Linked DNA regions of Homo sapiens: regions 1 and 3 are each linked to region 2. A link is a loop called in an ENCODE intact Hi-C map of the cell type or tissue named here. Cell type or tissue: CD4-positive, alpha-beta T cell. All regions are shown on one strand. Each heading gives the region's core, and the rest is flanking DNA. Links, peaks and the distances in the headings are about the cores only. Region 1 has its middle 73 kb from the start of KIAA0040. Region 2 has its middle 17 kb from the start of KIAA0040. Region 3 overlaps LOC105371623 (a long non-coding RNA gene).

Region 1 (10,875 bases), core at 1,034-9,033, 56 kb before region 2:
GGTTTAAACTTGTCCCAATGTTCAAGAATACATCCTAGTGGTGAGTCCTCTGGGATCCATGCTGTATTCCCCATAAAGGAGGCAGATGACGTTGAAAGAAAACTTCCAAACCCGTGAGACTGTATTGCCATTGGCCAAGTTCCATCAAAAAGGAGACAGTTCTTAAGGCACGCTGCATTATGACGGAAAACCTGCTGAAAATTGAATTCCCTTATTTATATTGGCCAGATAATATAAACAGGCTGAGCCATGGGCCCTAGATAAACCATGATATGGAAGCTGACAAAAGAAATGTCAAATAAGGCAAAGGAAATGAGAAGGATTTAGGTGCGGATGACCAGAGAGAGCAGGTTCCGGGCAATAGTGGCAGCATGAGTTGGACAAACAAAGCCAATTTGCCTGAATCCAAGAAATGAAAGAAGCTTTGTTAGTGTACAAATGAAACAAAACAGCAAGGAAAATCCCCTGATTTCCATCCTGGTACTCAAAATCCCAAGACCAGTTAAATGAGGTCTCCTGAAAGTGGCCATGAAACAAAGGCAGCAACCAGGGAATTGATTCAGGAAGCAAAGAGGACAAGGTGAATTAATCCAAAGTTAATAGTGATAAACATCCTGTAGAGTCAGATCTATTTTTAACCAAGAGGGGGCTTACCAAGGGGCATCTCTAATGCCCTATGTCTTAGGAGGGACTCTAACCCCCCTAAGTTGGGCCTTTAACCCAAGTTTGGACAACTATCCTTGCTCTTTACCAAGAGGAGTCTTTAAGCCCCTATGTTTTAGGTGGAGCTCCAACCCTTCCAGGTTGGGTCTCTAACCCAATTTCATTCTTTACCTGGTATAGAATATACCCCCACCACTTACCCAAAGTTGGCCAATTGGTGTTGCAGTTTATTTCCTTTGGGTCAGGGGTCTCTTCATTAGTCCCTTTGTGGTTCACCAGGAGGAAGTTACCAGAAAGTTGTCCCCATCAAGACCCCAAGAGAGGGTTCTTGGATCTTGTGCAGGAAAGAATTCAGACCAAGTCCACAGAGGAAAGTGAATACGTGTTTATTTTAAAAACTAAGGGAATGTAAGAATAGCTACTCCATAGACAGAGCAGGGTGTTCCTGAAAGTAAGCACAGGAATGCACCCACCTTAGGTATAATACTTGTTTGTATATAAAGACAAATCATGGGAGAGATGTGCTCTGCCACAAGGATTTGGGATAAAGTATTGCTAATCTTTGTGTAACTACTATCTTTCACAAGAGTCTATATTATTATCTTTAAAGCAAAACTTGTTCTTAAACTAGGAATGCTTTTGTTCTCAAGATATCAGGACATCAGGACATTGCCTGGATCTGTTTCTGTTCCCTTAACTGTAAATACCTTGTGACTAAGATACCTAGCCTCCTGGGAATGTGGCCCAGCAAGTCTCAAACTCATTTTCCCACCCCTATTCAAGATGGAGTTGCTCTGCTTCAAACGCCTCTGACAAGCTGAGTGATTAAGGCAGAAAGGAAATTATTGAAGGATATTGTGTTACTCATGGAAGTTCCAGGAGTGTCAGAATCATCTTAAATGCCACCCACCCAAGAAAAACGTTCAAAATTCCCTCATATAACTGATTCTGTGAAGGCACAACTGTTGCTTTTACCAGGCACAGACTCAACTGCTTGTCCCACTGGCAACACTGATGCTGGACATTGGCCCCTGCTGGCTGCTGGAACCATTACCATGAGCCCTGGAAACTGGATCTAGCCACCACAGACACCATTAACTTCACCAAGATAGCTTCCTGGTGGCCCTGGCTCTTTGGATTCCTACCTTCTAAGTTACAATCTGCCTTGGATGGAACTCATGAATCATCATGTATCTTGAGTCATATGCCTATAATCTATCTAGAAGGAAGGTTAGAATGGTATGTAAGTTCTACTGAGTGAAGAGGACTCTGCTCTCTGCCAAAAAGGAGAATGTCTCAAGATAAAAGGAGAAGAGTTGAGTAGTCAGCCAAAAAGAATGACAAATGTCCAGTTTCCCAAAATATTTTTTATCCTCCCCAACTTCCTTACTTCATATTCAGTTAGACTTTGCTCTCTCAACCTCCTACAACACATACATTCCACCTCCTCTGTCTAGTACAAATGTTAAGGCAAAATGAATTTTCAGAAACTAATCTACAAATAGCTGAGACTCTCCAGCAAACATTATAATAACATGTTATTTAATGAGCCAAGCTGCCTCAAACCTGTGGAGCTACCACTGCTGGCAATGGCTCAGGTTTGAAAGTTACAATCAAAACTTCACGTGTTTTTTTGGTTTTGTATGCCCACTTCACCACCCTTGCCCCAAGTAACCCTTCTAGGCATTAATATACATGTTTACATTTTTAAAGATAATTTTATTAGTTTTCTCACACTTAAATTAAAAATATGCCTCCTATCCTAACCTCCCCCCACCCCTACACACAGCTGGCTAGGTCAGTGTTGTGAAATTAGGCAACACTTTCTTCAAGAAATTCTTGGGATTCCTTGAGCATGTTTTAGGGAGCATCTTAACTGCCCAGAAATATTAAAGGACTCTAAAGTGGCTACCCAATAACAGCCCTGCTATGCCTAATGGCCAAGAACAAAACAAACATATAAGTGAGCTTAGTGGTAGAATAGGTCTGGGATTTGGAGGAGTGAATGTTCCAGGGGAGTGTGATGTGGAGTCTGACATCACCCAACCAAACTCCTCTTAGCTGAGCTGTCCACTCTGGGAAGGCATGGGCTGTAGGGCAAAGGAGAGACTGTGTCACTGAAGTTCAACAGCTGTGCTCTGCAAAACACTCCAGAAAGAGCTGATTAGCAGAGAAAGGCATTCCCCCATGGACGCAGAGGGAGAAGCATCCTAAAGCCATCAGGCCAGCTGGAAGAATACACAGCATCCCTGGCTGACCAATGGCTGTGGAAGTCAGAGCTGCTGGCAGAGGCTCTGCTGACAACTGTGAGAAACTGCTGGCCCCCCACAGATCCCAACCTAGCATAACCCCAGGAAACCAAGGGAACATTTGAGATGCACAAACATCTGTGAGAGCAGCCCCAGAAATATTTAGGAAGAGAAACTCCTGGAAGCAAAGGGATCTCTGCCTGTCAAGGATGTTTAGGCTCTGAGCATTGATATTTGGAGTATTACTGTAAATCTGATTTGACTTCATAGCCAAAGATAAGTAAGATCTGGGTCTTTCAGTTACAAGTGTTGAGGTTCCTTGTTTAAATTTTGATACACTCTTTGAGCACCCAGCAGCTCAGGAGTATCACCTTACCCATGCACCCCAGTTTATAATTCCTTTGTAGGAAGTATGCTATTTTGTAATACATATTTGGTCTTCATCCTATTTCCTGACATTCATCTCCTAAAACCCTTGGAAATCTCTGGTGTGATGAGTGTCTTTTGTATGCTGAGATGCCTGGTAGATGGGGGCACCTTGAGAGCTTCAGGATGGGGGTTAGTCACCCGAAAGACCATGGCCTAATTAGAAAGTTGGGTCCCCCTAATCTCTGGGAAGAGGAGGGAACACTGAAGGTTGAATTGGTGACCAATGGCCAATGATCTAATCAATCATGCCTACTTAATGAAACCTACATAAAAATCCAAAAGGACTGGTTTCAGAAATCTTCAGGATAGCTGAACACATGAAGCTTCTTGGAGGGTGGCACACCAAGAGACGGCCTGGGAGCAATGTTCAGTGCCCCTTCTTCTAAACTTTGCCCTGTGCATCTCTCTACTAGCTGTTTTTCTGTATCCCTTGTAATACTCTTTATAATAAATGGGTAACATAAGTAAAGTGTTTCCTTGAGTTCTGTGAGCCACTCTACCAACTCAAAGAGGGGATTATGGGAATCCCCATTGATAGCCAGGTGATTAGAAGCACAGACCATGCTAGTATCTCAAGGGTGGGGGCAGTCTTGTGGGACTGAGCCCTCAACCTGTGAGATCTGACGCTATCTCCAGGTAGATAATCAGAATTTAGTTAAACTGTAGGACACCCACCTGGGTTCTACTGGACAATCTACTACAGAATTGCTTCGTTGTATGTGCGGAGAAATCCCCACACATTTTGATAAACAGAGGTGCTGTGTTGTATTAAATGTGAGAGTGGACAGTAGGAAAAACAGTTTGTTTGTTTGTTTGTTTGCTATCCTTTGAAGAGGGAGCTTTATAACAAACTCCAAAAACAAGCTTCAGATGGAGCCTCCAATTCACCCTCTATTTGCATATGAGGCACAGCTACACAATTTGAAAGCAGTCCTGTAGGTTGAGAGTTCACAACCCATACCACTTTGGAAAAACTGAGGTAACACTTAGATCAGATGGGGGACAACGTCAAGGCAAAACCATTAATACACTTCATAGGAGACCCCACCCCACTTTAGTCCTCCTGTGTATGGCTGATTTGGATAGAAGACCCTCCAGAAGAAGAAGGTCCTCTAGTCCTTTTTACCTTGTACCAGTGCTACTTGGGCTCATGAACCATCCCTTTGCTATAAACTTCTTGAGAGCATGATTCATATTTGCTCCATGTTTTATCTCTATAACTCCTAGGATACTGTAAATAAAATAGTCTTCCCTTCTCTGCAGTTTTGCTTTCCATGACTTTAGTATTACCTATGATCTGAAAATATTAAATGGAAAATCCCAGAAAATGACAATTCATAAGTTTTAAATCACGTGGCGTTCTGAGTAGAGGGATGGAATCTAGCCCTGTCTCCCTCCATCCCACCCAGGACATGAGTCCTCCCTTTGTCCAGTGTATCTACACTGTATATAGTACCTGACCATTAGTCCACTTAGTAGCCGTCTCAGTGATAAGATTAGCTATCTCAGTATCACAGTGCTTGTGTTTAGGTCATTCTTATTTTACTTATAATGGCCCCAAAGTGCAAGAGTAGTGATGCTGTCATATTGTTATAATTGTCCTATTTTATTATTGTTGTTGTTAATCTCTTACTGTGACTAATTTATAAATTTAACTTTATCATAGGCATGCATGTACAGGAAAATAAACATTGTATATATAAAAGTCTGTTCTATCCACAGTTTTAGGCATCCATTGGGAGCTTTGGGACTTATCCCTGGTGGATAAAGGGGAGACTACTGTATTTGAATAAATGAATAAATGATAAATAATGACAGATATTTGGAGTAGTAAGGTCATACCACCTGAAGTTTCAGTGACAGATGAATAGCACCTGTTCTATTACAGGGAAGCTCTTACTTTTCTAGCAGTAGTTCTTGGCCCATGTTGAGAGATTACTTAAACAACAAGGTAATACAACACACTCTTCCCCTGGTCAGTTTAGGACTCATCCCATGTCAGCTTTCACAAAAAAGAAAAAAAAACATAAAAATAACAATCTAAAGAATGCAATAATAAGATTGGCCAGGGTCCCTGAATCCCTAGAAATGTTCTCATAAAGTTGTTGTGGAAACCCAATGTTGTGTGTCTAAGTGGTCTCCTGGGTGAAAACACGGTTCCCTCCTAGATGTGACTTGGAATATGAATGAAATGTTAGCTTTGGTTCAGAGATGGGCATTAAGAAACAGCTAGTTTCGGCTGACTGATTGCTGGGTTCCAAGTACACTGAAATCTGGCTTCTGAATACCACCTACTCCAGTGAACTGCTTCAACTAAGGTCACTCACAACTTCCTTATAGGTAAAAATCAATAGCCCCCTTATAGTCCTTACTTCATGTAACTTCTCTGCATCTGTTGGCGCCTCCTATGTACCTTCTCTTTCAAAATCCCTTCTGTATCTTCTAGATGCCATGTTCTCGAGTATTTCTTATTACTCCTTAGTCTCTTTGTAGTTGCTTCTTGCCCTGCCCATCTCTAAACTGTTAGTGTCCCCTAGCAGTTATCCTTGGCCCTCTTCCAGTTTCATCTACTCCCCAGACAAGACAGACAATGAGTTCAAATCTCTATTTCCCACAGTACCGATCAGCCCTTCTCAGTTGCTTTTGCAAGGACATTAAGCTCTAGTGCCCTTAGGTATGACTTGTATATCATTAATGGACTTCTCTCCTATGTATTTAGAATGTGAGTAGTTATCAATCATTCTGGGAAATAATTGAGAAAAATAGTCATGCAAATAATTTTATGTAGGACTTAATTCCTTCCAAGAACCCTTCTTCAAGCTGATTGGCACTGGACCCATAAAGCCAACTGCCTAGCAGACATCTCCACTTGGTTGTTTCACAGATATCTCAAAACCCCCAATTCAACAATACATCTTATTACAGCCCTCATAATTCCTCTCCCCTGTGTTACCTATCTTGATAAAGACCATCACTATATTACTACTTCCTGATTTTTCCATTATTAGATGTAACCTATTGATTTTCTACTGTAGAAGATGAGGATAGGATGTTCTCTCTCACATACATCCCTGTTTCCAGCATACACTTTCCATCCCTCCACCCTACTTGTAATTTAGAATTTTGGTAGCATAAATATTACTTGCTTATATTATGATGACTATGTAAACATGTTTTGTAACTGAGCCATGTAATGTACTATAATGACTTTTCCTTTCTTGCAAAACTTTCTGGTTTCCTTGAAGTTAGTTGTCTTTTGTTTATTTGCTTAGATTTTTATGAATGCACCTTTAGTTTTTTCTGTATACTTACCAGTAATTCAGCTGATTGAAAGCTCTATGTCTAGGGGTAGACTCATGGTCTTCATTCACATTTCCACCAATTGTATAATCCCTCTTGGTATATTAGGTATCCTATCAATTTTCTATCAATTTCTGTTTCTTGAGGAAACCATCCTGAAGCCTTCTAACCAGCTCCATCCTGAGCTTCCAGCTGTCCAACTATATTACAAGACTGTTCATCTTGTTAAGTCTGCTCACCATCATTATGGGGATGCCACTCAACTCTCTCTGTTGTTTGATCCTTTGTTTCCTGGATTGCACAGTTTTCTCTTACATGGTATTACTCCCTCATTTTGGTGGATCACACCCTCCACTAGCTTCCTAATAAAAGATGTATGTTAGCAGATTTTTAAAATGTTTCATGTCTCAAAACGTCTTTAATTTACCCTAAGTAGGAATTTGGGTGGTATAGAGTTTTAAGTTGTATTGCTGTCCCTCCATATTTTGGAGGCATCATTCCATTACCTTCCAGTTTTCAATGCTGATAAGGAGAAGTCTGATGTAATTCTGAATCTTGATCCTTTGTATGACATCTTTTCCCCCATCTCAAAAATTGTAGATTTTCATTTTTTATTTGTGTTATTCTGAAATTGCACAGTGATGACCCTCTGTGTGATTTTATTTTCATTCATTGTACAGAACTCTGGTACTCATGTCTTTTGGTTCTAAGAAATTTTCTGATTTAATTATTGATACTTTCTTTCTCTTCAATGTACCTTTTCTCTCTGTCTGGAAATTTTTATTTGGATGACGGACAGTTTTTAAAATCTTTTCTCTCCTATTTCCTTTTGCTTTTATATTCTTCTTTCTGGGAGAGTTCATTAACCTTATATTCCAAAGCTTCTACTGAAATTTTTATTTCTACTTTTACATCTTTAATTTCCAAGAGCTCTCTTTTTGTTCTCTGGGTGTTATTTTTATAGCATCATATTCCTGTTTCTTTGAGGCAGTACCCTCTTTTGCCTTCCTATGGATATTAATTACAGTATATTATTTAGGTTTTTTCTTCCTTTGTTCTCTACCTTGTCTAAGCTGCTTATTTCTGTTTGTTTTTATCTCTGTCTTTTATATTTTAGCTTTTCTCAGCCAATCCTTGGTGCTCGAAGAAGTTGATTGGAAACTCTCAGTCTGTGGATGAACTTGTAATCTTCATTGTTGGTATCTCACTGGGCTCCCTGGTAAAGCCCTGATGTTGTAACTTTGGATCATTTTTCTTGGGTTAGTCATACTTCCAGAGAAGGCTTTTTTAATCTCCTTCTCTAGTATAAAGATGACTATTAAAATTCTAAGAGCCTGTTAGGAGATGAAGACTTAGGGTGTTTCAGTTTCAATGTGTAAACTTTTGCTAACTCACCACATTTTCCATATGATATTCCCATACCCAACTCTACATGGCATCTAATTTATTCCCTTAAGAGAATAATCCTCCAGTCTTCTGTCAGAGTTGAAGTGGGAAGTCATCTTATTACAAAGGAGAAATGATTTGGGAGTCCAAATCTTTCTTTATAAGAATTTGAGGCCAGGTGTTGTGGCTCATGCTTCTATTCCCTCCCTTTGATAGGATGAGACAAGAGAATCACTTGAGCCCAGGAGTTCATGACCAGCCTTGGAAACACAGTGAAACCTCATCTGTACAAAAAAATAAAAAATTACATGGTTGCTTCCAAGATGGCCATATAGGAACAGCTCCGGTCTACAGCTCCCAGTAAGATTGACACAGAAGATGGGTGATTTCTGCATTTCCAACTGGGTACCTGGTTCATCTCACTAGGACTGGTTGGACAGTGGGTACAGCCCACAGAGGGTGAGCCGAAGCAGGAAAGAGCATCGCCTCACCTGAGAAGCACCAGGGGTTGGGGGATTCCCCTTTCTTAGCCAAAGAAAGCCATGAGTGACTGTACCTGGAGGAATGGTACACTTCTGCCCAAATACTGCACTTTTCTCATGGTCATCGCAGCTGGTAGAACAGGATATTCCCTCCCATGCCTGGCTCAGTGGGTCCAATGCCCACAGAGCCTTGCTCACTGCTAACACAACAGTCTGAGATCGACCTGGGATGCTGGAGCTTGGCAGGGGGAGAGGCATCCGCCATTGCTGAGGCTTGAGTAGGTGGTTCTATGCTCACAGTGTAAACAAAGCGGCAGGGAAGCTCAAACTTGGCGGAGCCCACTGCAGCTCAGCAAGGCCTACTGCCTCTCTAGATTCCACTTCTGGGGGTGGCATATCTGAACAAAATGCAGCAACTTCTGCAGACTTAAACTTCCCTGCCTGACAGCTCTGAAGAGAGCAGTGGTTCTCCCAGCACGGTGCTCAAGCTCCAATAACAAACAGACTGCCTCCTCAAGTGGGTCCCTGAACCCCATGTAGCCTGACTGGGAGACACCTCCCAGTAGGAGCCAACAGACACCTCATACAGGCAGGTGTCCCTCTGGAATGAAGCTTCTAGAGAAAGGATCAGGCAGCAATATTTGCTATTCTGCAGCCTCCACTGGTGACACTCAGGCAAACAGGGTCTGGAATGGACCTCAAGAAAACTCCAACAGACCTGCAGCTATGAGGCCTGTCTGTTAGAAGGAAAACTAGCAAACAGAAAGGAAAAGCATCAACATCAACAACAAGGACATCCACACCAAACCCCATCCATACGTCACCAACATCAAAGACCAAAGGTAGATAAAAACCACAAAGATGGGGAGAAACCAGAGCAGGAAGGCTGAAAATTCCAAAAACCAGAACACCTCTTCTCCAAAGGAACACAACTCTTCACCAGCAAGGGAACAAAACTGGATGGAGAATGAGTTTGATGAGTTGACAGAAATAGGCTTCAGAAGGTCGGTAATAACAAACTTCTCCAAGCTAAAGGAGCATGTTCTAACCCATTGCAAGAAAGCTAAAAACCTTGTAAAAAGGTTAGACAAATGGCTAACTAGAATAACCAGTGTAAAGAAGAGCTTCAATGACCTGATGGAGCTGAAAACCACAGTACAAGAACTTTGTGAAGCAAACACATGCTTCAATAGCTGATTCGATCAAGCAGAAGAAAGGATATCAGTGATTGAAGATCATATTAATGAAATAAAGCAAGAAGACAAGATTAGAGAAAAAAGCGTGAAAAGAAATGTACAAAACCTCCAAGAAATATGGGACTAGGTGAAAAGACCAAATCTACATTTGATTGGTGTACCTGAAAGTGACAGAGAGAATGGAACCAAATTAGAAAACACTCTTCAGGATATTATCCAGGAGAACTTCCCCAACCTAGCAAGGCAAGCCAACATTCAAATTCAGGAAATACAGAGAACACCACAAAGGTACTCCTCAAGAAGAGCAACCCCAAGATACATAATTGTCAGATTCACCAAGGTTGAAATAAGGAATAAATGTTAAGGGCAGCCAGAGAGCAAGGTCGGGTTACCCACAAAGGGAAGCCCATCAGACTAACAGCTGATCTCTCTGCAGAAACCCTACAAGCCAGAAGAGAGTGGGGGCCAATATTCAACATTCTTAAAGAAATAATTTTCAACCCAGAATTTTATATCCAGCTAAACTAAGCTTCATAGGTGAAGGAGAATTAAAATCCTTTACAGACAAGCAAATGCTGAGAGATTTTGTCACCACCAGGCCTGCCTTACAAGAGCTTCTGAAGGAAGCACTAAACATGGAAAGGAACAACCAGTACCAGCCACTGTAAAAACATGCCAAATTTTAAAGACCATCAACGCTGTGAAGAAACTGCATCAATTAATGGGTGAAATAACCAGCTAGCATCATAATGACAGGATCAAATTCACACATGACAATATTAACCTTAAATGTAAATGGGCTAAATGCCCAATTAAAAGACACAGACTGGCAAATTGGATAAAGGGTCAAGACCCTTCATCAATCTTGAGATAATTTTTGTGTAAGGTGTAAGGAAGAGAACCAGTTTCAGCTTTCTACATATGGCTAGCCAGTTTTCCAAATACCATTTATTAAATAGGGAATCCTTTCCCCACTGTTTGTTTTTGTCAGGCATGTGTGCTGTACTCAGGAGTCCCATCTCACGTGCAAAGATACGCATAGACTCAAATTAAAGGTAGGGAGGAAGATCTACCAAGCAAATGGAAAGAAAAAAAAAAAGCAGGGGTTGCAATCCTAGTCTCTGATAAAACAGACTTTAAACCAACAAAGATCAAAAGAGACAAAGAAGG
Region 2 (10,875 bases), core at 1,866-9,865:
CATATCTATTTCTCCCATTAAGTACAACTAAAAACCTTGGATATTATGTATAAAATGAAGATAAGAAGATACTGAAAAGTACAGTGAGGAAAGCAGACTGGCTAAAGACTCCAAAGCCCAAGGAATAACAGAGCAGTGAGTTCTCTGGATTTTCTTTTTGCCTCATATATCTCAGATTTGGAGCTAAACAAAGCAACAATCCAGAAACATCAAAAGGCACAGACCAAAAAAAATCCCACAAAAGGAGCAGCGTAGCATGACAGGAAAATTCTACACAATAACCATTCCTCTCTCACCAAACACCACAGAAAACAAACAAATAAACAAACAAAAGCCTGTGGCCCACTCCTACCCATGACAGCAAAGTCCAAGTAGGAGCCATTTCTCTACCTTTGAGAGACTGTAATGAGGTGTCTAACACATCTGCTGGAGTGATGTCGGAGAACGTCACTTAGGGAGCTGAGACTTCCATCTCTACTGGCCAGTAACAAGCTTCCCAACCCATCTCTCACCATGGTGTCTGTGGTGACAACATTGGAAGCCTGAACTTCTACCCCCTCATCCAGCAGTTACCAGGAAGCTCTTTTCCTCTCCTCTGGGGTGGTGCTGGTGGAGGCCACATAAAGAGTCCAAACTTTCATGACTACCCAGCAGTAAAAAAAGCACCTTTACTGCAGAGTCAATGGAGATGACATGCGGAGACAGAACTCCAATTCTCACCTCACAGTAATGAGAAGCAGCCCCCTCAGGTGTCAGTTGTCAACAGAGGACAAAGTAAAGAACATGGTTTTTACCTTCACTTTGCAATAATAAGGTGGTGACCCCCACCCCTGTCCCCTGCCACAGTAGTACCAAAAAGGCCAACAAAACCAGAAAGTTTAAATGAAATAAAGTCTCAGACCATGATATGAAAATATTCAGGTTTCTATTGAAAATCATTCCTCATACCAAGAGCCAGGAATATCTCATACTGACTGAAGAAAGACAATCAATAAATGCCAATGCTGAGATGAAAGAGATATTAGAATGGTCCTACAAAGATTTTAGAGCAGCTACCCAAATTGAAAAGGAAGAAATTAAATTATCCTTGTTTGCAGACGATAAGATCTTATATTTGGAAAAACCTAGACTCCACAAGAAAACTATTATAACTGATAAACAAATTCAGTTTACAAAACCAGGATACAAAATCAACATATACAAATCAGTAGCATTTCTATATGCCAACAGTGAACAATGTGAAAAATAAATTTAAAAAGTAATCCCATTTATAATATCCACACATAAAATTAAATACCTAGGGATTAACCAAACAAGCGAAAGATCTCTATAACGAAAACTATAAAACACTGATGAAAGAAATTGAACAAGACACCAAAAAGAGAAAGATATTCCATGTTCATGAATTGGAAGAATTGATATTGTTAAAATGTTCATACTACCCAAAGCAATCTACAGATTCAATGCAATCCCTATCAAAATACCAATGACAGTCTACACAGAAATAGAAAAAACAATCTGAAAATTTATATGGAACCAGAAAAGACCCAGAATAGCCAAAATTATACCAAGAAAAAAAAAAAAACTTGTAGAAACCGCATTACCTGACTTAAAATTATGGTACAGAACTATAGTAACCAAAACAGTATGGCACTGGCATAAAAATCAACACATAGACCAATGGAACAGAATAGAGAACCCAGAAACAAATCCACACACCCACAATGAACTAATTTTCAACAAAGGAGCCAAGAATATACGCTGGGGAAAAGACAGTCTCTTCAATAAATGGTGCTGGGAAAACTGGATATCCATATGCAGAAGTTGAAACTAGACCCCTATCTCTCACCATATACAAAAATCAAATCAAAATGGATTAAAGACTTAAGTTGATGACCTCAAACTATGAAACTACTACGAGAAAACATTGAGGAAAATCTCCAGGATGTTGATCTGGGCAAAAATCTCTTGAGCAATACTCCATAAACATAGGCAACTAAAGCAAAAATAAACAAATGGGATTGCACCAAGTTAAAAAGCTTCTGCTCAGAAAAGGATACAATCAACAAAGTAAAGAGACAACCCACAGAATTGGAGAAAATATTTGTAAACTACACATCTGACAAGGGACTAATAACCAGAATACATAAGGAGCTCAAACGACCCTGTAGGAAAAAAAATCTAATAATTAGATTTACAAATGGGGAAAAGATTTGAATAGACATATATCAAAAGAAGACATACAGATGGCAGACAGGCATATAAAAAGGTGCTCAACATCATTGATCATCAGAGAACTGGAAATTAAAAACTACAATGAGATATCATCTCACCCCAGTTAAAATGACTTATATCCAAAAGACAGGCAACAACAAATGCCAGTGAGGATGTGGAGAAAAGGGAACTCTTGTACGTGGTTGGTGGGAATGTAAGTTAGTACAACCACTATGGATAAAGGTTTGGAGGTTCCTCAATAAACTAAAAATTGAGCTACCATTTGATCCAGCAATCTCACTACTGGGTATATACTCAAAAGAAAGGAAATCAGTATATACAAGAGATATCTCCACTCATGTTTGTTGTAGCATTGTTCACAATACCTAAGATTCAGAAGCAACCTAAATGACCATCAACATAATTTGTATGTATTTTCAAATTTTAATATAGAATTGTAAATGCTTTAGAAGAAAACTTTTCAATAATATACCTAAAATATAATGTAAACTCTGTCCTGTAACCTGTACATTGATCTTGGTACCTAACAGTTGCTTCTGTGTCTTTCTTCCTCTTCAAATCTGCAAATGACTTAGGGGTTATTATTCATCTGTGTATTATCCATCTTTGCATTGCCAGTACTTTAAATATTGCCTGGCACGTATTAGGTAGTTAATAAATATTTGTGGAATGGCTGAATATCCAGCTTAAATGATTCTTCCAGTCTGTTGATTTCCTTGGTCTCCCCTTTTCTCATCCTTCCTCCTATATAACTTCTTACTCTCCTGAAGTCCCTTAGACTTTGTTCACAGAACTAATATGGAATTAATATAACATCTTGCAGTCAGCTCTGTGCATACTTGCCTAAGAGTTCCTCAAAGGTGAGTAGTGTGCATTTTTCAGGCACTTTCTAGACACATCAAAGGGCTCAAAATTGATTGACAAATGAATTAACAAATGAATGAATGACCATGCAATACCTTATATATTATACAGTATTGATAATTTTTTTGCTTTATTCCAGGAACTTTTATATATGCACACACATACAAAGAGAGACACAGTAAGACAAATAAAAACCACATAACCCACAAGGAAGAGCCGTGTCTAAGCAAGAGCACAAACAAAAAAGAATGAATATACAGTTGGAATCATTGCACAGCTTTTGAGTTTGGGGTTAGTTCCTGCAGATTATTCTTTGGGACTGATGGAAGGAGGGAGGGTGTGAAATCTTCACATCATTTCTAGCTGCTTAGAGAGAAATCCCAGTATGAGTCCTATTTTTCACATACCAGGAAAAAAAGAGACACAAACATATGTTAAAATCACCAAATGACACATTTTAGTTTTATTCACAGTCTCAGTCTTGACAAATTTACAATCTACTTTCAGCTGTAATCATTCCAAACATTTGCCTTTAATAAAATTTGGCTAGTTTAATGTAATAAGAAAATAATACATGGGAAAGAGTGTGAGCTTTGCTTCAGATGGGCCTGAATTCAAGCCCCGGGTGATCCTTTCTAGTTAGTTATAGGAATCTGCCATCTCTGAATCTGTTTTCTTAGCTGTAAAATGTAATATTAGAGCATCAACCTGTGGGATGGGTGTGAGAATTAAATAAGATAATGTATGTAAATTGTGAAGCATAATGCCTGGCACATAGTAGGCCAATAAATTATAACTGTCCCTTTCCCTGTCAAAGGCACCAATCTCTGGATTATGAATTCCAAAACACCTTCACATGAAATATTTTTCTCATTTAAACCATATTAGAAACCAAAGTTATAACACCAGGAAAATACTTAAGAAAAGTATAATATGCTTTAAAAATGTTATCTTAGATACCCCATAGGGCTCTCAGTAAATACTTGTTGACTGACAAATGTGTAGTCGGAGCATAAAATCACATAGATAGAAAGAGATAACAACATAAAGAAATTTGGAATCTGCACAGGATAATGATTATACTTCAACAAGTATTTGATTTTTTTAAAGCAAAAGTAAAGGAAATGGAAAATCATTTTTTTAAAAATCAGGTTTTCTTTTATAGCCACAAGTTTATATAAACACCTATAGGCACAGTACCGAAAATACTGGCACCTTATTGGAAAAAAACTGCTGCATTGGAAGCAAAAGTGTTCCAAATATAGAGGGACATGTGTATTCATGACATGTGACCACCTCTTTCCAAACGATCCTGGAAGCACCATCCTATGCACCCATGACTAAAGAGTCTGCTAGAACATTTCCTAGAACATCATTGCCCTGAAGACAGGGTTTACCTAACAAATAGTTGTTAAGATTCCAGGTACCATGCTAGGCTCTGGAACACCATGATGGACAGATCATGATCCCTGTCCTCAGAGAGATAGTCCTACAAACAAATAATTGACAACAGAGTGTGATTAGCTGTTCTGAAGGCATGTATGACGACACATGGCGGCACAAAGAAAAGAGTGGCCTGTTTTACCTGAAGGATTAAGAAATATTTCTCAAACATAGTAACAATTGAGCTGGACCTTCTTAAAAGATAAGAAGCTTGCCATGCCAATAGAAGGAAAGGGCAGTTCATGCAGGGAGAATCTCTTGGAAAAGGCTGAAATTATGGGGTAAAATCGGGGAACTGTGGATAGCTCCATAAAAATTGGGACATTTATAAGGCATACATTATGTATGTGTATATAGTGTCTAACATGTATAGTATAAACATATCTCAATATACTTGTGCACTCAACAGCAAATAATTATTCCCATTTTGTTGATGCATGCAACATACCCTTTCCCTCCCTATTCTGTGATTCACCTAATCACTCATCAGATTCACCTTATAATGTCAATTTTAACACCTGAAATGTAACCATTTATAGATCATTAAATGGTCCTCAGTCATCGATACCTTGCTTTTCATAGGTTCTTAAATTCTTATGGGACAGATCACCCACAATTATGATGACCATGGGAAGGGATGGGAAGGAAGGGAGCTGAAAGATAAAGGGATACAACTTCCCAGTTTGTGCATCTCCATGGCCCAAGAAAGCAACCCAACATCCTAAAAGAATACAGATTTTGGAATTGTTAGTAATATGATAGAGCTATGAGTAGTACATAAATCAGCTATGTACAAAGTGAAACCTAAGACATAGGTTGTTTATTCCACAAAACAAAAATGGAAAAATTTCCTCTAAGATTAAAAATAAAGACAGTATATGACAATTTGTGGGGAGAGCCAAAACACCCTAGGGTTTTGTGCTACTATGGATTATCTGGCTTATGCTGCAGGAACAGCCAATGTGTTACACATGGGCCTCCACTGTGGAAGACATCACTAGATGATCTCAGTTGTTTCCCCACTGAACCTGAGAGAAGGGGATAAGCAAGATCAAAGAAGAGTGAAACTATTCATTGTGCTCTTAAAAATAGTGCTTTTTAGGTGTCAACCTAGGCCCTGTGGTTGTGTTTAAATTACCACTTCAAAATATCATCTACTCAATTTTATGTCCCACACCTACCACAAAGTGGCTGTGTGACCTTTCCCAAGGTCACATAATTTATCTGGGCTTCTAATCCCTCTTCTGCAAAAGGAAGAAATGAACCAGATAACCTTGAAAGTCAGCTCCCTTTTTGACAGTTTGCCATTCTTTCCTCTTTTCCTTTATATCTAGTTATCTCAAGCCTCCGTCTGTATTAAGAATCAATTGTCTTGGGCAACAGAAACCCAACTCTATGTGAGTGGATTTTTGGCCCAAACTGTATAGTTCAGCTGAAGTGCCCCATGAGCCTAGATGGTCCGTGCCTTTGCCCCCGACCTTGGGCAAACGTGTGCTGGATGTACAGCTGCCAAAATACTGACTGCTGCCCCAAAGTGGTAACTTGAAAATCAATACCTCACTTGTACTCTGTGGTTTCATTTCCTGCCCGGAAATGCAGCTCAGTGTTGCAGATGGGGCCTTAGATGATAAAAACTTCTAAGATAGGTTCTGCATTCAGCATGGTTTCCTTTGCTGGGAGATATTGGTAAACGTTCACAGAGCCTCTTTTTTTCATGGGGTCAGGCAGAAAGTACAATTTCAGTGACTCTCACCTTGGATTCCCTACTTCTGGATGAATGAAATGAATGTGAAACACACCCTGGAATGTGAAGAGCACCCTGGTGTTGTGGTGTTGGCTGGGGATCCCTCAACAGTGGTTTCAGGATCTGGATGGGGAAAAGAGCCCTTTAAGTGTTCCAGCCAGCAGGCAACAGGTGCAAGGAGCACAGCTGCACTGAGTGCCCCTCCAGGAGGACCACAGGGTTGCCCTGGGCAGAGAACTTCCCAGCTCAGCAGCACCGGGGCATGGCCTTCCAGGGCAGTGAACTCTGCAAGTTTGTAAGAACATATACAGCAGTGTTTAAAAGCATGAATTATAAAGCCAGAGACCTGAATGCAAGTCCTGCCACTTACAACCTCTAAGATTTGAGCTTTCCAAGCCTCAGTTTCCTCATCCACTAATAGTAGAATCTAATCACAAGAATCATTGTGAGGATTAAATAAGACAATGAACATAAACCAGCAAGGTATAGTCTCCAGCACACAGTGCTATGCTGAGCCTTACTGGACCCTGAGACAAAAGGAAAAATCCATAATAATGATCAAATCTTTCTTTAAGATTTTGATATTTAGTTCAGCATGAAATTTTTGCATTAATTTTTATTTTTTAAAATATTGCATTAAAATGTTACTTACCTTGATTACTGAGGGGGTTTTTTACACTCCTTAAATTTTGCACACTTGCCTAAGCAAGTAAGGTAGTAAATGTCAGTTGTTACCATTCTACGATCACCACACAATAATTACATGACACAGTTTAGCATTTAATTATCTAATGTCTTGTGTTAGCTATTGTTCCAAATTCTTAGGTCTTGTTTTCCCAACTAATTTGTACACTGATTAATGGCAGAAATTATGACACATGTCTTTTATCCCTAAAACTGCTGAGCACGTAAGAGGCTCAAGTGAGTACTTATCCAGTGATTGCTTATAGCACATGGTGGACAATTTAAGACTCTACTGTTCTCTAATTGCTTCATGTGTTTGAAGGTTTTGGATTATGATCCTTGAGGGCGGGAATGACATCTGATCTGGCATTTTTCCTGTGCCATGTTTGACACAAAGCTGGGGGCACAGAATCAAAGAACTGGCAGGGACCTTTTTGTTCATCTAATCCCACCAACTCATTTTACAGATAAATCATCTAATGCTTAAAGAGGTTGCATCATGTGGCCAAACCAATCAGTGAATGAGCTGGAATGAGAAATTAGCTCTCCCAGGATCTTTCTCTTTCAGTATTTTGTTAATTTTCTTGATTTCTCTATACTCTTGAGTACCAAGCACAGGGTTCTGCATGTAGAAAAAGTTTTTTTAATGACGTAGATTATTGATTTCTGGAACTTAAGTAATCTTTGCATAAAAGGGGTATAGGGAGTCATTGCTTGGAAAAGTGTATGTATATTTACCAACTATCCATATATCCTGGTTCAGTGACAAGGTGGTTAAGAGAATACTGGGTTTGGAGTTGTTAGAGGGCTCTATGTTCAAGTCCTGGCTTCCCTATTTCCTATTTATCTGACCTTGGATGAAATTAAGTTTTTAATTTAATTTTCCTCATCCAAAGCATGAACATAATAATGGTACCTACCACACAGAGTTATGAAAAAGTGTGCAAAATAAAAACGTGTAAATAATATAGTAGACCACCTAACACATAGTAAAATCTCAACAAACATTAGCAAGTATCACTATTCTAAAAGTAAGCCCTAAGAGTTAGGTGGACTACAAGGCAGATGGATAGATTTATACGTATGGTTCTACAATATGTCCACATTTTGGCATTATTATGTACGGTTCTATAATATGCTCACACCTTTTGATAATGGTTGGGAGTGGAGAGTTAAATTATCAGTCAAGCAAGCACTTTCGAATTATGCTATATCTATTTCTTGAAGTCTCATAAATAACTCTTATTAGAGTTATTCTGTGGGATCTCAGTTCCTCATAACTGGGGACCTCCAGCCACCTAGCTCCTGAAATTTTTCAGATTTCCAAAAGCACCAAGAGTCCAGGTCAGTAGAATATAAAGAGGGACCTGCCATAGACTCAAGAATATCTAACAATAATTTCATTTTTAAATCCCTCTCAAGAGAATATAAACTATGTTAGCAAGAATGCCTACTGAATAAGCAGAAGCCCAGACAAATATAATAAGACATTTCATGACCTGGAATATTGCCAGTGCAAAGCCAGGGCTATGAACAATGGATTGGGTAACTCAGAGAAACCAATTGCACAAATGAGATCACCCAACACCTCACCTGCTTTAATTCTTTTTTGGCCTCAGCACAAAGCAAGAGTCCTAGCCTAAACTTATATGACTCCACAGGAAGATGTAAGGAGGAAGTCTGTGTGAAAAGTATCCTGTTGTTTAAGACTTGGAACTTGAGGAGAAGAAATAGACCTGGATATACCAAATTTCCAAAGACCACAATATTTTGCACCTTTGCAGCATCTTGATTCCAAAGTCTTCAAATCACTTCAATCTTGTCTGGTGTTAACATGTCAATGAAGCAGCTAAGAGCCCATTGGGGTCACAAAACTTTAAAAAGCACTTAATATTCAAAGCTCTTTGGTAAAGAAAACAAGAGAATATTATAAATAAAACCCGTTTTTCATCCTGAGTCAAACCCTCCAGTGGCAATCTGAATGTTCTCTTAAAATGCAAACTGTCCCAAAAGCAATGTGGTATCCTAAATTGGATCCTAAAACATTGAAAAAGGATATAAATGGATAAATTGATTAAATCTAAAAAACAACCACGTTTAGATCATAGTTTAGTTAAGTGTTATACCATGCTAATTTCTTAGTTTTGACAAAAGCACCATTGGCTACATTGGATGGTAATATTAGGGGAAGCTGAATGAAAGGTAGACAGGATCTCTGCACCCATCTTTGCAACTTTTCTATAAATCTACAATTATTCCAAAGTTTAATTGTTTATTTTTAAAATCACACAAAAATAGTAAGTTGAGGTTTCTTTGCTGAAGAACTTTTATTTGATGAGTGGGAGGGATGGGAATTATAATTCTTTCTCCATAGAGAAAAGTGTATTAAAAGGACAACTAGTTCCAGCTTTTTACCAGATGTTAAAAAAAAGATGGTGGCCAACTTCTTTTCCCATCCAGATACTATGTTGAGAATGTAAACAGAATTGAGAATTGGGCTCCCCAGTCTGTAAAATGGGGATAGTAATACCTCTCACCAGCGCTACTGTAGAGAATCAAGGAGAGAGTGAACACAGAGCACTCCACACATCTGGAGCTAGGTAAGAGGCCTTTCCCTTTGCTCCTTCTCAGGCCAACCCCACAGGTCCTCCTGCCAGCCTCTCAAAGGAGTTCTATAACTCAAAAATAAAATTATATACCCCCCAGTCATCTGAACAGACCCCTCCTCTCAGCCAAGGGTATTCCAAAGTTAATCTGAAAAACTAGTTCAGGCCTTAATGGGAAGGAGGAGCTGGACATACCTCATTATACCCTCCTCCCTTTTGAAATTACTGATAGAACGAACTCTTTAATTCCAATAAGAAACATTTATAATTTATTCTCTCTGAAGCCTGCTACCTGGAGGCTTCATCTGCATGATAAAACTTCGGTCTCCACAACCCCGTATCATAACCCAGATATCCCTTTCTATTGATAATAACTTTCTTTTTTTGTTTTTGAGAAGGAGTTTCGCTCTTGTTGCCCAGGCTGGAGTGCAGTGGTGCAATCTCGGCTCACTACAACCTCCATCTCCCAGGTTCAAGCGATTCTCCTGCTTCAGTCTCCTGAGTAGCTGGGCATGTACCACCATGCCTGGCTAATTTTTTGTATTTAGTAGAGATAAGGTTTCACCATGTTGGTCAGGCTGGTCTCGAACTCCTGACCTCAGGTGATCCACCCTCCTCAGTCTCCCAAAGTGCTGGGATTACAGGCTTGAACTACCGTGCTTGGGCAATAATAACTCTTTCAACCAATTGCCAATCAGAAAATCTCTGAATCTGCCTATGACCTGGAAGCCTACTTTCCCCACCCCCATTTCCAGTTGTCCCATCTTTCCAGATCAAACCAAATGTACATCTTATGTGTATTAAGTGATGTCTTATGTCTCCATAAAATGTATAAAACCAAGTTGTGGCCCAACCACCTTGGATGCATGTTCTCAGGATCTCCTGAGGGCTGTGTCACAGACCATTGGTAAATCATATTTGGCTTGGGATAAATCTCTTCAAATGTTTTACAGAGTTTGACTCTTTTCATTGACAGCTCTCATAGGTAGGCCCTCTGGGCGCAGCAACTGCTCCTCTGTCTCATCAGGCAGTGTCCCCTGTGTTCCTGACCTCCTGAGGAGCTGCTGGATGGCTTAGCCCCTTGACAGTGAGTAGTGGCCTCTCAACTCCACTTCTAGGGAGCAGCTTGCACTCTGCTGGCTCCTGCCAAGCCTACTGGCAGCAGCCCTGTCCTTGCACCACTTTTTAAAGAACAGCCCACCCACCATTCTGTTGAGAAAGGGAGACAGAAAAACCTACCACATACTTGCTCATTTACTTTTCAGTTGAAAGTGAGAAGGAAAGCAATGAGCCATGAGC
Region 3 (10,875 bases), core at 1,128-9,127, 88 kb before region 2:
GTCATTCCCAGTATTCCCTTCCTCCAACCCCTGAAAATCACACATCTACTTTATATCTCTATGGATTTTCCCATTCTGGACATTTCATATAAATGGAATCATACATTATGTGGTCAGTTGTGTCTGGTGCTTTTCACTTCATGTAGTGTTTCCAATGTTCATCCATATTGCAACATGTACTTCATTCCTTTTTATGGCTGGTTAGTATTCTATTACACAGATATTCCACATTTTGTCTAGCCACTCAACAATTGATGGTCATATGAGTTGTTTCCACTTTTTGGCTATTCTGAATAATGCTCCCATGAACATTCATGCACAAGGTTTTTTATGTCGAGATATGTTTTTCTTTCTCTTGGAAACTTACCAAGGAGTGGAACTGGTGGGTCATATAGCAGCTAACAATGTTTCCAAAGCAGTTGCACCATTTTGCACCACCAGCAATGAACAAAGGTTTCAATTTCTCTACATACTCACCAACTTTTCTTATTGCCCTGCGTTTTTTATAATTGCCATAGTGGTGGGTGTAAAGTGGTATCTCATTGTAGAAATTTACATTTCCCTAATGACTAATGATGTTGAGTGTCTTTTCATGTGTTCACTGCTTGTATATCTTCCTTGGAGAAATACATATTAAATTATTTGCCCATTATTAATTGGGTTTTTTTTTTGCTGCACTGTAAGTTCTTTATATTCTCTCCATATTCTCATCATACCTTTATCAAATACACTATTTGCAAACATTTTTCATTCTGTGGGTTGCTTTTTTGCTTTCTTAGTAGTTTCGTTTAAAGCACTAAAGTTTTTTATTTTGATGAAGTTCAATTTATTTTATGTTAGTTGCTTGTACTTTTGGTATTAGATTTTGTCAAATGCTTTTTCTGCAACTATTGAGATAATCATGGGATTTTTCTGCAACTATTGAGATGATTGTGTGATTTTGTCCTTTATTACCTGGATGAATTGTCATGTATTGAAACAACCCAGCCTTCATGGGATAAATCCCAGTTGATCATAGTATATAACCCCTCTGTATATGTTACTAGATTCACTTTGCTAGTATTTTCTTGAGAATTTTTGTATCTATTATATACTTATAAGGGACATTGGCCTGTGGTTTTCTTGTGTGTGTCTGTGAAGTCTTTGTTATGTTTTGGTATTATAGTGATACCAGTCTCATAGAACAAATTCGAAAGTGTGTCCTCATGTTTTTATTTTGGAACAGTTTGTGAAGAACTGATATTAATTATTCTTTAAACATTTGGTAGAATTCATGAGTAACTTATCTGGGCCTGGCATTTTCTTTGTAGGAAGGTTTTTATTACTAATTCAATCTCTTGACTTGTTATATATCTACCGAGATGTTTTATTTCTTCTTTAGCCAGTTTCAGTAGTTTGTGTGTTTCCAGGAACTTTTCCATTTCATCTAGGCAATTGAATTTGTTGGCATAAATTTTTCACAATATTGTCCTAGAATCTTTTTTATTCCTGTAAGACCAGTAGCAATGTTTTCTCTTTAATTCCAAATTTCAGTAATTTGAGTCTTCTCTATTTTTTCTCAGTCTAGCTTAAAGTTTGTCAATATTGTTGATATTTTCAAAGAAGAAACTTTGAGTCTCATTGATTTTCTAAATTTTTTTATTTCATATTTCATTTATTTCTGCTCTACCCTTTATTATTTTCTTCCTTCTCCTGGCCTGGGGTTTTATTTGCTTTCCTTTTTCTAGCTTCTCCAGGTGAGGTTTAAGTTATTGATTTTAGATCTTATTATTATTTAGTATAGGCATTCACAGCTGAAAATTCCCTCTAAACACTGCATTAGCTGCATCTTATAAGTTCTGGTATGTTGTGTTTTCATTTCCGTCCAATTCAAAGTATTTTCTAATTCCCTTTGTGATTAGGTCTTTAAACTATTGGCTATTTAAGAGTATGTTGTTTAATTCTCATTAATTTGTGAGTTTCCCAAATTTCCTTCTGTTTATTTATTTCAATTGTAGACAGAGAATACATTTTATAAGATTTAAAACCTTTTAAATTTATTAAGACTTGCTTTGTGGCCTGGAGAATATTCCATGTGCCCTTGAGATATTGACTTTTCTGCTGATTTGGGATGGAATGTTCTATAGGTATCTTTTAGATCTAGTTGTTTCACAATGTTTTCAAGTCTTCTATTTCTTTCTTGATCTTCTTTCTGGTTGTTCTATGCATTATAGAAAATGGGGTATCGAATTCTACAATTACTGTTAAATTGTCTCTTTCCCCTTTCAGTTATATTATTTTGTGATTCTGGGCTCTGTTGTTAGGTGCACATGCATTTATAATTGTTCTATTTTCTTGATGGATTAACCCTTTTATCATTATAAAATATCTTTGTCTCTAGTAGCAATTTTTGCCATAAAGTCTGTTTTGTCTGAAACTAATGTAGACCCTTCAGCTTTCTTTTGAGAGATTAGTTTGCATGGTATAGCTTTGCTCATTCTTTTCCTTTCAGCCTATTTTTGTCTGTGAATCAAAAACATGCCTCTTACAGACAGCTGGTTATATCATGTTTTTTTAATCTATCCCACCAATTTTTTCCCTTGAATTAGGGTGTTTAATCTTTTTATATTTAATAAAACTACAGATAAGGTAGGACTTGCCTATGCCATTTTATTCTTTTCTACATGTCTTATATCTTTTTGTTCCTCTATCTCATTTTTTTGAGACAGAGTTTCACTCTTGTTGCCCAGGCTGATCTAGGCTCACCACAACCTCCACCTCCCAGGTTCAAGCGATTCTCCTGCATCAGCTTCCTGAGTAGCTGGGATTACAGGCACCCATCACCACGCCCGGCTAATTTTGTATTTTTAGTAGAGACGGGGTTTCTCCATGTTGGTCATGCTGGTCTCGAACTCCCGATCTCAGGTGATCCACCCGCCTAGGCCTCCCAAAGTGCTAGGATTACAGGAGGGAGCCGCCGCGCCCTGCCACTTATTTCTTTTACTACATTCTTTAGCTATTTTCTTTATAGTTTCCCTGGGGATTATAATTGGTAGGTGGAACATTACAACTTTAAAAGGTTGATGGGGAAAGGATCCTGAAAAGGAGAAGGTACTGAGAGAAGAGGAAAACTCGGGAGGGTGTGATATCCTAAAATCCAAGTAAAGGCTGGAAGCGGTGGCTCACATCTGTAATCCCAGCACTTTGGGAGGCTGAGGCAGGCGGATGACAAGGTCAGGAGATTCAGACTATCCTGGCCAACATAATGAAACCTCATCTCTACTAAAATACAAAAAAATTAGCCAGGCATGGTGGCGTGTGCCTGTAGTCCCAGCTACTCAGGAGGCTGAGGCAGGGGAATCTCTTGAACCCGGGAGGTGGAGGTTGCAGTGAGCCGAGATTGTGCCACTGCACTCCAGCCTGGCGACAGAGGGAGACTTTGTCTAAAAAAAAAACAAAACAGCAACAAAAATCCAATAAAGAAAACATTCAAAGAAAAGGGAGTGATCAATTGTGTTGAATACTGCTGAGAGAAGACATAAGGTCAGAAGTTTATTTGTGACCTTGACAGAGGACTGATGGTAGTGGTGTGAAAATATGACTAGAGTGAGTGAAACCCCTAGAGAAATACGGGAGGTGGGGGGCAGAAGGGTGGGGGGTCTATGTTCAAGAGAAACCTAAAAAAAGTCAGATTGAAAAAGGAAAAGGCATTTCAGATTCTCTGCCTCTTCTTTCTCTAAGAAGTCAAATAAAAATGAAAAAAAAAATGTGTGTGTATAAAGGATGAAATGGATTCTGAGGATACTCTCAACAGTCAGAGTTCTCTCTTCTTTGTCTGAGAAGCAGCCATACGGGCCTCTGCAAATATTTAGGCATTTTATTTCAGGATGTATAATAGTTTGCAGAAACTATTTGGAAGGCCTTATAAGTATACAGTTGGCTTGGTCACAACATCCAGCTAGGGAACTGGAAGCCCAGAAAATCACAGATTACCTAATAATTTAGGGAAACCATAATACTTTGATGTTGTCAACCTACATAACAAACAGAGACTCTCTTAAAAGAAAAATGGTATTTTGTGGAGAATACCGCTTTGCAATTGGAATACACATGCCATAGTAAACTACGTGCATAGTTGGGAAGATAAAGGAAGACAAAGACCTTTAAAGGAAAAGTAAGGAGGATTACATAATTGTTTTTGAGATTATTGTCCTTGACTACAAGGATCAGTAACAAGGGTGATGCCAATTCAATGTTAACAGGTAGTTGCTGGGCAGTGTTCCTACAGGAGTATTTTTCTGTGTGTGTGTTTAAGATTGCAATGGCCTTTGTGCCATGTTGTGATTTTTGCAGTCTTTCATGACAGTTTTTGTTATCAGCCTTTTATGCATGAGAACCTCCCCATCATGGCCTTCCTTGGTTTTGTCAGGATTTTGTTTGTTTGTTTTCTTGTTTGTTTGTTTAACACAAGTGACCTCATTTTGATTCTGAAAGCTTTCACATTTCCCCTTTTTGATCAAGATCTTTCTCCAAAAGCACCAGTGATCAATCATCCTGTAGTTAGGTTTTCATTGTCCCTGGATGCTGGGATGGACCTATCCCAGACTGTTGGTCTGGTTCCTCATGGGAAGGAGTGAATGGTGCCTAGGAGACATGTCAAAATCCCTTTAACCACATTTGAGCAACAAGGGAGGTTTGAAGGGAGTAGCTCTCAGGCTACATCTACCCCAATTCATTATTAGGTTCAATTTTGTCTGTTCCATAGTCTTTTATCATCATCTCAAGTGTTGGGCCTGCATTATTTTCTCAGGAGTTATATGTCTGCAAAAATTTAACAAGTAACAGATACAAAGTTTTAAAAATAAAAATACAAAGTAAAATTAATTGTAATATGCCAATCCCAGTTTGCATAACAGTTTTCAGCCATGAACCTTGGCTTAAAAAGACAACCAATTAAATAAATCATACAACCATTATCCTGCCAAATGAAAAAGGTAGAAATTAAGAGGCGTAAGACTCTCATTATGATATGGAATACTGTTCTAATATCTTGGTAAAAGCTGTCTACAGCATAAAAACATCACCTTCTTGTACTGGTTTGCAGTTCGAATGTCTTTGTTGATGGCATCAGACAGTTTGATGAACTTTGTATGACCTATACATCAACCCTGAGACTTGTTCCTTAAAATTTACCTATTAATAACTTCAGTGTATAGGGCTTCCAGAACAAAGCATTTCTTATTTTTGGTAATTCTATGGAAGAAAATTGAACTGGAAGAAACTAGAAGAATTTAGGATTTAGTCCAGTCTATAGATAGATAACAAGAATTTGGAAACAATGCATATGGCTACAGTTTAATAAAAGGAGTATTCTAGTGTTTTTAAAACATAGAAAGTACATAGGAATTGCATAGGAACTCAAATCTGAATTTCCTGTGTAATTCAACGTAGAGATAAAAAGTGATCAATGTTGAGATAAAAAGTGATAAAAAGAAATCAAAGTCTCAAAACTTCCTCAGGCTAGAAAGCCACATCAAGGAAGACTTTAGATTTCACTTATAGTCTGAAGGTTCTTGGGCCTGCCAGGAAGTGACAATTTTCATTCACTCACTGTAAGGGTGAGAATCTTTGAAGTCAGGCATTCTATGCACATTCACAAATACGACATTTCAGTCAAAGCCTTGGTAATATAACCAATGAATTCTATTGTATACTGTTATATTTTTTGCTTGTTTTATAAAATTTTTATTTTATGTAAAAATAGGTAACATGGTTTCTTTCATTGCATGGATGCCTTGGATAATCCATTTAAAGAAGATCACTTAGTCCAACTAAATGAAACCTATATCCTTCATGTACTGATGGAAACACCGGTGGCACCTACTGAGGCCATATTTCTGGATCAGACTATGCCAGTTTGAGCAGACGCAGCAAGAGTGCAAACCCTGGCTGAATTTTCTCCAGCAGAGCTGCTGGTGACCCATCTTGCTTTCAGGAGTATAATGAGGTAAAGGCATATCCTGTATAAAGGGAGCAGATTCTTATTGAATTTATGCAAGTAACCATATTGCAAAAAATAACAAGAAGAAGAAGAATACTCACAAATGTTTTCAAATTTTGGAGGGATCAAATAAGAAGAAAAAGCAAATGTTTTCACCTTTGTTCACAGCAGTATACCTTACCAAATAGATAGCTTAAGAGATAAAATTTCCTTAAATCTGAAAAATAAAGCATTTAAGTAAAGAACGAATGATGTTTCAAATAAAAGTCATAAAAACATTATTTTTGGCCTGGTGCAGTGGCTCACATCTGTAATCCCAGCACATTGGGAGGCCAAGGAGTGTGGATCACTTGAAGTCAGAAGTTGTAGACCAGCCTGGCCAACATGGCAAAACCCCATCTCTACTAAAAATACAAAAATTAGCCAGGCTTAATGATGTGCGCCTGTAGTCCCAGCTACTCAGGAGGCTGAGACATGAGAATAGCTTGAACCTTGGAGGCGGAGACTGCAGTGAGCCAAGACCGCACCACTGCACTTCAGCCTGGGCACAGAGTGAGACTCCGTCTCAAAGAAAAAGGAAACAAACGTTTTTTTCACCAGTTTTCCAATGTCATTAATTTTGTTCTGCTTTGTCTTGATTAGCATCTTCATGAATCCATCAGTATTTTTATTAGAATTCTGGGACATTTTTATTTAGTCCATTGATTTTAAAGCTATTAGAAACCTGTATTTAAGAATACTTGTTAGTATCTTTTCCATGAATCTGATTACAAATGCTTTTAGAGAAAAATTGAGACGATAACGTGGAAGACAGACTTAAAATAGCCATCGTTAAAAATCTGATGAAAGTTCATTACAATCAGCAATTGACAAGGGAATTTGGGATTTTTGTGGCATTCAATATAATAACCAGAACTGTTACAGATATGACATATTACACTTTTAAGAATTTTATAGGGCCAGGCGCGGTGGCTCACACCTGTAATCTCAGCACTTTGGGAGGCCGAGGCAGGAGGATCACCTGAGGTCAGGAGTTTAAGACCAGCCTGGCCAACATGGTGAAACCCCGTCTTTACTAAAAATACAAAAGTTAGCCCAGCGTGGTGGCAGGCATCTGTATTCCTAGCTACTCGGGAGGCTGAGGCAGGAGAATCGCTTGAACCTGGGAGGCAGAGGTGCAGTGAGCCGAGATCGCGCCATTGCACTCCAGCCTGGGGGACAAGAACGAGACTTCGTCTCAAAAAAAAAGAATTTTATATACAGTTTTGAAACATTTTTATTAGTAACATACCCATAAATGTAACTGGAAAAAGATCTAGTATCACTTCTCATTTGACAATGTTTCCCATATAATTTACCAAATAAGCCTAATCATTTAATATCTCTCTACAAGATGAGGAATACATCCTTTGAAGCTCTCCAGGGACACCACTGAAAAATATCAAAGTCAATTTTAGGTCAAAAATACTTAATTTAGAATTTTGATATGGGGAAGTCTTTCAAAGGTACCCAAAGGTTTAAAACACTTGATCAAAACAGGATCACAGGTCACTGTGGAAATACTAGCTATTCATTTAACTAGAGTGATAATCAAAAGACTTCAAAAGCAATACAGAAAGTTACGTGGATGTAAAAATCCTTAACCTCATCAAAACTCAGTTTCTCTAAGTAATCAAAAACCTAATAAACACAACATGAAATTATCTTAATAAAATATACAATCTTTGTTTCTCAGGCCAGTTACCAAAAGGATTTTGTTTTTATTAAAATCTTCTGGCAGTATGATTGCTTCTTTTTATGGGAAACCCATTTAGATATCCTGGAGTCAAACCTGATGAAAAGGCACTTGAATTTAATCAGACACAGGAAGAACATGTTCAAAGCTATGAGTGTACACCACATTAAAGAGGAACATAAACAGGAAAACCAACACCTTGAGCAGGGTAATCCATGGCTTTTAGTAATAGCATGGGAAGTTTTCTGGCTACATGAAGCAATCAAGACACATCAAGAAAAGCCAAGAATAGGGAGTCAAGTTATACTGGAGGAAAACATTGCTTTGCTAGGCTTTCAAGGGAAACATTTCAGTGTCAGGCCATAACAGTAGGGATAGAAATAGAGAGAACATTATAGGAGCTGGCAAAAATATTTAAGGAGAGAGTTCTCATCCCAGACCTTCTCAAGGAGAGAAAGGAGGAGATCAGAAGGCAATGATATGTGACCTACAAATCTCATGCAGAGACACAGCAAAAGCTGAACTTCTGATATACGAATCCAAGAATCTTCAAGAGGAAAACTTTACCTTGATAATTGAAATTATCATTCTAAATGAGGAAAACAGCATTTCTAACCAGAAACTAGGAAAAACTAAATGTATCTCAGGAAGAAATGTGGCAGAAACATAAACTGTACAACAGGAAGAAGCTGCAGTTCAGAAGATAACTGAAAATTAAAAGAAACAGATTTCAGAATCAAAAATCAAAACCTCTTGCAACTTTTACTAAGACAAGATCAATACTTCAAAAGAAACTTGGTTGTGCTAACACAGGGAACCAAAATTTTTTAGTTATATATCAAAGCTCAATCTTTTTAATTTTTCATATCAAAAGCTCAATTTTTATATCAAAGCTCAATCTTTAGAAAGACATAATTTCCATCTAATTATAGCCAACTTGATCACAGACAAAATTTCTTTCCTAAATTCATCCTTCACAAACCTTATCACAACTTACTCAGACTGTCAACGACATGCTTCAGCCTTTTGCTTTGTCCTGTGTTTCCTCTTTCTTAAATAACTAGTCATTTTACTTTAGGAAAAAATTCACTACACAAAATTCTTTCTCATAGAAAATTTTTCTTTTGTTCTTTTTTAATCTTCCTTACCAAAAATACATCTTTATACCTGTACCTTTCTTCACATCTCTCACTCTACTACTTACTGGTTCCTTTCTATCTTGTTCTACGTCTTTTCTAAATTTACTTCTGGAAACAAGCCTCTGGATTGAGACTAAATTTTTTTCTTCTCAATGAGGAATACGTTTTGTTGTTTTTTGTTTTTTTTTTTGAGTCAAAGTCTCACTCTGCTGCCCAGGCTGGAGTGCAGTGGCACGATCTTGGCTCACGGCAAGCTCCACCTCCTGTGTTCACACCATTCTCCTGCTCAGCCTCCCAAGTAGCTGGGACTACAGGTGCCCACCACCACACCTGGCTAATTTTTTTGTATTTTTAGTAGAGACAAGGGTTTCACCATGTTAACCAGGATGGTCTTGATCTCCTGACCTCGTGATCCGCTCACTTGCCTCCCAAAGTGCTGGGATTAGAGGTGTGAGCCACCGCGCCTGGCTGAGGAATACATTTTTATGCCTTCCTTATAATTTCTCTCATTAAAAACACATCTTACTTTTTGGTACACTTTGTGAACAGAATTATATATTACTTAGAATTTTTGACTCTTAGTAACCTCAATTTCTAGTGAAAACCTAGGAAGCAAGAAATTTTGAACTGTCAGCTACATCTCAGTATTTTATCTTATTTGTAAATGACCTAGACGTTAATATCTATCACTTAATTTAACATAATTTTAAGACTTTAAATCACATGAAAAGTTCATTTATAAACATGTATTTGACTTATTTTCTATTTTTTTATTTTTTCTTCTCATTATTGCATTTTTTTATTATTATACTTTAAGTTCTGGGTTACATGTGCAGAATGTGCAAGTTTGTTACATAGGTATACACGTAACATGGTGGTTTACTGCAAACATCAACCCGTCATCTACATTAGGTATTTCTCCTAATGCTATCTGTCCCGTAGCCCTCCACCCCTCTACAGGCCCTCGTGTGTGATGTTCCCCTCCCTGTGTCCATGTGTTCTCATTGTTGAACTCCCACTTATGAGTGAGAACATGCAGTGTTTGGTTTTCTGTTCCTGTGTTAGTTTGCTGAGAATGATGGTTTCCAGCTTCATCCATGCTTCTGCAAAGGACATGAACTTATTCTTTTTCATGGCTATATAGTATTCCATGGTGTATATGTGTGGGTTGGTTCCAAGTCTTTGCTATTGTGAATAGTGCTGCAATAAACATATGTGTGCATGTGTCTCTATAGCAGAATGATTGATAATCCTTTGGGTATATACCCAGTAATGGAATTGCTGGGTTAAATGCTATTTCTGGTTCTAGATCCTTGAGAAATTGCCACACTGTCTTCCACAATGATTGAACTAATTTACACTCCCACCAACAGTGTAAAAGCATTCCTATTTCTCCACATCCTCTCCAGCATCTGTTGATTCCTGACTTTTTAATGATCGCCATTCTAACTGGCATAAGATGGTATCTCAATGTAGTCTTGATTTGCGTTTCTCTAATGACCAGTGATGATGAGCTTTTTTTCATATGTTTGTTGGCCGCATAAATGTATTCTTTTGAGAAGTGTCTGTTCATATCCTTCGCCCACTTTTTGATGGGGTTGTTTTTTTCTTGTAAACTTGTTTAAGTTCCTTGTAGATTCTGGATATTAGCCCTTTAACAGATAAGTAGATTGCAAAAATTTTCTCCCATTCTGTAGGTTGCCTGTTCACTCTGATGATAGTTTCTTTTGCTGTGCAGAAGCTCTTTAGTTTAATTAGATCCCATTTGTCAATTTTGGCTTTTGTTGTCATTGCTTTCAGTGTTTTAGTCATGAAGTCCTTGCCTATGCCTATGTCCTGAATGGCAATGTCTAGGTATTCCTCTAGAGTTTTTATGGCTTTTAAGTCTTTATCCATCTTGAGTCAAATTTTGTAGGAACAGTCCAGTTTCAGTTTTCTGCATATGGTTAGCCAGTTTTCCCAACACCATTTATTAAATAGGGAATCCTTTCCCTATTGCTTGCTTTTGTCAGGTTTGTCAA

What was found. Hi-C counts contacts between places; a loop is a spot of excess contacts. Peaks named below come from ENCODE experiments on the same cell type or tissue, not always from the same donor. Only the 100,000 strongest peaks of a DNase experiment are listed, where the experiment ranks them.
Region 1: a loop joins it to region 2, with 1.9 times the contacts of the local background. A loop is called at or near these places in 9 of 110 quality-filtered maps.
Region 3: a loop joins it to region 2, with 4 times the contacts of the local background. A loop is called at or near these places in 8 of 110 quality-filtered maps.

The regions. Positions count from the first base shown.
Region 1 is chr1:175,259,856-175,270,730 of GRCh38, reverse strand. No RefSeq gene overlaps it. Among named protein-coding and RNA genes, the nearest start is that of KIAA0040, 73 kb to the right of the region's middle. RefSeq lists an enhancer at 594-1,793. In CD4-positive, alpha-beta T cell, for the core only: no CTCF peak of the experiment used is centred there; no DNase peak of the experiment used is centred there.
Region 2 is chr1:175,204,544-175,215,418 of GRCh38, reverse strand. No RefSeq gene overlaps it. Among named protein-coding and RNA genes, the nearest start is that of KIAA0040, 17 kb to the right of the region's middle. In CD4-positive, alpha-beta T cell, for the core only: no CTCF peak of the experiment used is centred there; DNase peaks (open chromatin) are centred at 5,618 and 6,128; H3K4me3 peaks cover 1,328 bases; H3K27ac peaks cover 2,835 bases.
Region 3 is chr1:175,292,168-175,303,042 of GRCh38, reverse strand. The region is part of intron 1 of LOC105371623 (a long non-coding RNA gene); the gene reads right to left. It also overlaps the pseudogene RPS29P4. Among named protein-coding and RNA genes, the nearest start is that of KIAA0040, 100 kb to the right of the region's middle. In CD4-positive, alpha-beta T cell, for the core only: no CTCF peak of the experiment used is centred there; a DNase peak (open chromatin) is centred at 5,552; H3K27me3 peaks cover 331 bases.